Linked DNA regions of Homo sapiens: region 1 is linked to region 2. Evidence: chromatin loops called from intact Hi-C (ENCODE). Cell type or tissue: heart right ventricle. All regions are shown on one strand. Each heading gives the region's core, and the rest is flanking DNA. Links, peaks and the distances in the headings are about the cores only.

Evidence for each region. Hi-C counts contacts between places; a loop is a spot of excess contacts. Peaks named below come from ENCODE experiments on the same cell type or tissue, not always from the same donor. Only the 100,000 strongest peaks of a DNase experiment are listed, where the experiment ranks them.
Region 1: a loop joins it to region 2, with 1.8 times the contacts of the local background. A loop is called at or near these places in 3 of 110 quality-filtered maps.

Annotation. Positions count from the first base shown.
Region 1 is chr2:30,564,474-30,567,733 of GRCh38, reverse strand. All of the region lies in intron 4 of LCLAT1 (lysocardiolipin acyltransferase 1), which reads right to left. Among named protein-coding and RNA genes, the nearest start is that of LCLAT1, 120 kb to the right of the region's middle. In heart right ventricle, for the core only: no CTCF peak of the experiment used is centred there; a DNase peak (open chromatin) is centred at 1,753; H3K27ac peaks cover 1,950 bases.
Region 2 is chr2:30,237,700-30,240,959 of GRCh38, reverse strand. All of the region lies in intron 2 of LBH (LBH regulator of Wnt signaling pathway), which reads right to left. Among named protein-coding and RNA genes, the nearest start is that of LBH, 7.8 kb to the right of the region's middle. In heart right ventricle, for the core only: a CTCF peak has its summit at 1,501; a DNase peak (open chromatin) is centred at 1,419; H3K4me3 peaks cover 1,377 bases; H3K27ac peaks cover 2,500 bases.

The DNA.
Region 1 (3,260 bases), core at 497-2,996, 330 kb before region 2:
AGTTTTAAAATTTATCATAGTGTTTTTAAAAGGAAACTTGCTGTAGGAGATGTTTGAATGGCACAGGGTCTGTGTGTCTTGTTCTGATGGCTGTCTCGGGTAACTGCCCATCCGGAGGTCCACTTGGCATTACTTTGACTTTAGCCTGATGGTAGTGGACTAACTGTTCATGACTCCCCCAAGTGGGAGGGTTCCACAGGGCCTCCATGCCTGGTTTGTTTCAAAATTAGCCCCTGGAATTTCTAAGCAAGCATATAGTAGATAAGCATACATGGTGCAAGGAAGTGTCTAGTGGAAACAGAAGGAAAACAGAGTTTCAAAGTACACTTCGAGGCTATATTCTAAGACTAAAGAAAAAAAGTGTTAAAATGCATTTCAAAGCTGAGATGCTCGGTTATACTTACTGAAATTAAAAAAAATTATAACAAAGGCATAAATCGATTTTTATACATTTTCTGAAATTCATATTCATATCTTTTAATTTGTTTAAAAGATTTCATGAAAGTCAACATTCAATGAAAATTAAAATGCTAATAACTAAATTTTTTTATAAAACAATCCCTATATAACAAAATTGAAATATTAAAATATAAAATGCTAATAAAATAAAACTAAGACACTAACAAAATACAATGACCTAGACATCCAGAAGAAATAACTAGCAATCAAATATATCAGATCAACATTCTTTAAAATCCAATAATTTAGGCCTTCAATGTGAACTGAAATATCTGCCTTGCTCAGGCACAGAGTATGTTAATATTACTAACCCAAACCGCTCCATAACAAAATGGGCACATGATTAGCACATCATGTACAAATATCTGAACATGGTTTGGCTGAATATAGTTACGGAGTCAAGTACATGTTCCAGTTGTTGGCAAAACCTTCTTTTTCCATTCCATGAGGTAACTTTACAAGTTCCAAGAAGAACCAAACCCATTATTCAGCAAATACATTTGGAAAAAGTAAAGTGTTCAGAAATTTGGCCTCAACTGCTGGGAGAGATCATGAAATACTTTCTGATGACAGCAGATGTTAGAACCCGCAATCCTCAGCTGCATTCCGAAATTGATAAACTATTATTCCAAGTCACAAGAAAAATATCTATATCGACACAACTTTACTAGGAGTAAATTTAAGATCACGGAGTCCTCAAAGTCTCCAAAAACCATAGACGACTTCCACAACACTGAAATATTCAAAGAACACTCCTATAGAAGGTGTTACATCATTTTATGATAAAGGAATTGAGCCGGGCAAGTCAAAAGTAAAGGCCCTACACATGAAGAGTAGTAAGTTCCTCTCATATTCATTTGAGGATATCCTGGGCATGGGGCTACAAAACAATATTTATATTATAGACAGCTGACAGGACCTTAAATGGGATTAGGAATCCCATAGACACCACAAAGATGAGTAGTAACTACCCTTTAGTTTGGTCTTTCAGTTTATAAAACTCTGGGGATTCTGAAAGCAAAACTGAACTGTTGTAGAATGTGAGTACAAGTATAAACAGCTCTAAAACAAACAGTCACAATGTGGGACGGTAAAAATGATCAGAAATACAGAGAGATTAGAGATGTAGACTTTTCCATCTACCCCCTACTTCATCTACTCATCCCCAGACTCTGTTATTGCACTAGCATCCCACTTTCTGACCACAGCCTCCTGTCTTGTCACGTTACTCCCTGTAATTCTCCCACTCCTACACTCCTTCCGCCCATGGGACTACTAGCAGCTATTCTCAAACCAGCTGGGCATGTTCCCACCTCAGGATCGGTGCAGTTGCTGCTCCTCCCTTCACCCAGAATGCCTTTCACCCATACAGCTGCACGCTTTTCTGCTTTGTTCATTTAGTCCCTACTTAAACAGAAACTTAACAGAGAGGCTTTCCCTAACCACCTTAAACAAAACAGCACCCTACACCCCTTCTATGACTCTCTCTCTCTCCTTATCCTGCCTTATTTTTCTGCATAGCACTTATGACTGACATATTTTTATTAACTTATTAGTTTATCATCTGTCTTTCCTCACAGAACGTAAACTTCGTGAGAGTAGGGATAAAGATCCAGGCACTCATATATGTATTAAAAAGAATAAGTTTTATGTATATAGGTGTTATGTTATATGCAATAACATAATTGTTAGAATCTTTCCAAATCAGGGAAATGGAACTCAAAATTATCACATACTAATTGTGATGGCTAATTTTATATGTCAACTTTAATAGGCCACGATACTCAGGTATCTCATCAAATATTATTCTAGATGTTTCTGGGAAGGTATTTTTTAGAAGAGACTAATATTTAAATTAGTAGACTGAGTACAGCAGATGACCCTCCACAATGGGAGTAGGCCCCATCAAATCAGGTGAATGAAGACCTTAACAGAAAAAGACAGAAGTGCCCTCCTCTCCCCAACAAGGAAGAAAGAATTCTGCCTCTAGACTGCCTTTGGCCTTGAACTTCGACTACTTCCCGGGATCTCCACTCTGCCACCCTACCCTACAGATCGTGGACTTACCAAACCTCCACAACTGTAAGAGCCAATTCCTTAAAATAAATCTCAACCTCTTTCTATATATACACATCCTACTGGTTCTCTTTCTCTAGAGAACCCTAACTAATATGCCAATACAATATAGAACTCCCTAACCCAAGAATAACGAAGACATATGTATGGGTGCACATATGTCTGTGTGTGACCAAAATGACTCAAAAGAAATGGACCAAAATTAAAATAGTGTTCACTTATGGGCAGTGGGATTATAGCAAGTTTTGTGCATACTTCTATGTTTCCAAATTTTCCCAAATTAACATATATTGCTTCCATTAAAAAGTTATAACCAACAATAAAATATGAAGATAGAATATATGTAAAGTTAGATTTAAATGCACTAATTTAAATGTACATGCAAGCTAGATTCAGGACTTAAATTATAAAACAGTCTCACTGGGCTGAAAAACCCAGTTTAAGGTTAAGTATGGTAGTAACTAAACACCTTTTAATTAACAGATACTTTTTCCAAACTGGAGATATTTTGTTAGCCTATTTTTTAAAATGATTTTTTACCAACTCAATAAAATTATCTGTATTCTACTGTTAAAAAAATGTTTAAAACTTCAGGATCAGTCTGTTTTTTCTCCTTGGCAAAGTCTAGCTTCAAAGGTAAACATCATTTGCATTTAAAATATATATGCAACTACATCATGTAATGGTGAGCACTATGGACTCCAAAATTATGCAACTAGATGGAG
Region 2 (3,260 bases), core at 531-3,030:
CTAAAATTTAGGAGTGCCCTCTTTGCTTAGACCAATTCCATTTTATGTGAGAAATCCAGAATTTTCCTTCCCATTGGTTCAAATAAAATTCCTGGCTGAGAGGCAAGAAGTGTATGAGTTTCAGCTAAACGCTTGGGGTCTCTTCTACACAGTTTACCTAAAATAAGCTACTGCCGGTGGGAGGCAATTAAGTCCACCGGAGAGGGGGCTTGAGGGGGCTCCCAAAGTTTCCTTGAGGTTAAAATGCCAGCTTGACTATAGTTTGGAGAAACTTTGGGCAAATTGAAATTGTTCTTCAAGATGGATCTGTGTAATAAGGGGCCCTCCCTCAGCCCAGGAAGGAAGCAGAGGATTTGATGTGCTGATAACGATATCTTCCTGAGCTGCGCTTGAGGACAAGGGAAGGGCAGGTGGCGAGGTGAGAGGCAGTCAGAGGCAGCACAGAAGCTACTAGACTGGGAAGGAATGAAGCCCCCAGCAAGTCTACGCCCTGTGTGAATGAGGGCCTGTCTTCATATCCTCTGAGGACTACTTCAGGACTCAGGCCTGCAAGATCATTTCAGGACATTCACTAGACACCCAGGAATAGCTCTTGGCTACAGTCACAACATTCGCCACCCAAACTCATCCCTTTCCCTAACAGTACCATCCTTTCTATCCAACGTGGGAGACCGGGCCTACTTAGAGAAAATGCTGATCCTATAAAAATTGGCTTCATGAGACTGCCAAGATAAAAGGATTCTCAGTGCAGGACGGGGAGAGAGGAAGGGCCAATCCATCATCCAGGCTCATTAAGCAACTATTTGTAGGACACTGTGCCCAGCGTCTTAGAAACAAAGAGCAGCCTAAGACACAGCCCCTGGCTCAGCAGAGAGATGAACACATAACCTCTTGGAGAGAGAGGCGTCAGGCCCAACACAGGCCCCTTGAGAGGAGGCCGGGATGTATGGCCCTAGTATGCAACGTGTTGGCTGGGAAAGTGAAGAAAGCTTGTTCTCTCCCTGACCAGGCTACAGACTCACTGTTGTGACCAGGGGGCTTATGGGGCCCAGGAGGAAATCCCCATGGGAATAATTCCAGCCCTCTGCAGGGTAGTGTAGGAGGGAAGGTGCTGGATCCTCATACAGAGTAGATTTGCTCTGAACAAGGTGAACAATGACTCACATAGAGGCAGAATGTGCAGACACGGGCCCAGTGCCACTCAGAGAAACACATTACTTGTGCTTTTGAGACCCGTGGCCCTAACTGCCTGTTCTACATCCCATTCCTGTGATTTTTGTCAAGGAGAGAGGCGGGTGGGGGGAGTAGGGATAGGAGAAAAGAAAGTTGTTGCAATCCCAGGAACATGTGTCCGCGGCTGGATGCCTCCTGCCAAATGTTCTGGAATTTTTAGCTCTATGTCTCTCCAGGGACTACTGAGGCCTTTTAAGTCTGACATTGTGAAAGATGTTTCCTGGTGACCATGGGACTTGCGTGCAGCTGCTCAGCAGCGCCTCCCAAACTCTTGAGGACATGTGGGGAACTACAGCTGGGAGTAAGCAATGAGACAGGGGTAATGAGGAGGAGGCGGATAGAGTGGATGCGTTATGCCCAGAATGGCCTCGTGAGCTGGTGGGGGACAGAGGCCACGGACCAGAAACCTTCCTAAGGGCTTAACCCGTCACCTGTTTCCACACACGCATTCCACCCAGGTGGAACCGGCAGAGTGAAGCCAGGCTCAGGAGGTCTCCATCAAGAGAGGCTCAGCAGAGATGTGAGCAAAGAGAAGGGGTTTCCGAGCTACCGCCTAACTTCGGTGATGAAACAAACTGAGCCTGTTCTTTGAGAGATGAGTTGCTGCTTCTGACAAGGAGTGGGAAGGGCCAACGTGGAGAGACCCCGTCTCTACTAAAAATACAAAAAATTAGCTGGGCGTGGTGGCACACTCCTGTAGTCCCAGCTACTCGGGAGGCTGAAGCAGGAGAATCGCTTGAACCCGGGAAGTGGAGGTTGCAGTGAGAAGAGATCGCGCCACTGCACTCCAGCCTGGGCGACACAGCGAGACTTCATCTCAAAAAAAAAAAAAAAAAAAAAAGAGTGGGGAGGAGTGAGAGAAAGAAGGTGGCTATTTGGGACCTGAGAGACAAAGGGGCAAGAGATCTTGTGCCGGGAAAGGCTGGTCGTCCACCCACAATGGTCCTTCAGACCACCTCTCAATGCAGGGCCATAGCTGAGGCTCTCCAACTGCACGAGGCAAATACTAAGGCTGAGGCAAGAAAAGTCAGCCCGCTAGCCTGCTCTTCCCTACCATAGAAAGCACTAGGACATCACTCCCTCCCACCTGGGGAATGAAGGGGAAGATGCAGGAAGCTCTCAGCTCTGTTTATCAAAGGGAATGTGTGGTGCACACAAGCACTGTGGTGTGTGAAGAAATCGCTCCTCCTGGCTTCCTCCCTCCCAGAGCATCCTCCCTCGCTTGCCTGACTGACAGATGGATGTCAAATGGTGGGGACATGACCAAGAATAAAAGCAGAAAGAATACAAGGGGCAGCCAGGAAGGGACGTGTGCTGATTAGAGAAATTTAAAGAGCCTGGAGAAGGATGATGTGTTCAGACCTTGGTCCAGGTGCTTTAGAAGGAAGTTTTAAATGAAAACCAAGGAGCCACATCTGTATCTGGACCTTAGCTGGGGTGATGAAACTGTAGACGCCTCGGCTGCTGTGCTGAGGAAGTTAGAGTAGCAAGGCCAGGGTCCCAGTGCCGTTGGGTGGAGGCAGTGTCGGTGCCCACAGGCAAATTCCCAAGACCCTTCCCCAGACAGAGCCCAGGCCAAGTCGGGCACAGCATCGAAGGAGACCCAGTCGCAGAGGCATTCCCTAACACCATATTTTTAGAGTCCCTGGAGCCAAAGAAGCAGCTGCTGACTTGCTTCCTTGAATTAGGGTAAGGAAGAAGGCACTGGGCAGCAGAAATTCCTGTTCCACAGGCTGGATGGAAGTGGGGAGGGAGCTGCTGCCATCAGGGACATCAACATCCTGCTGGAGACCCTCCCCACTCAGCTGGTGAGCTGGCCGCCACCCACAGCCTGCCTGCCCAAAATGTACTCAGACTTTCTAGCAACCATTTACTCACCCACCCCACAGGGTGTCACAATTCATGTTAAGTGAATGTGCACACGTGGATTTCCCTTACTGAACTGCCTCTCCAAATGAATGTTACTACAAAACAAGGCACTGGCTCACAACACAGCCCTAACTGCCCCAGGACCAGTAGCTGGGGCT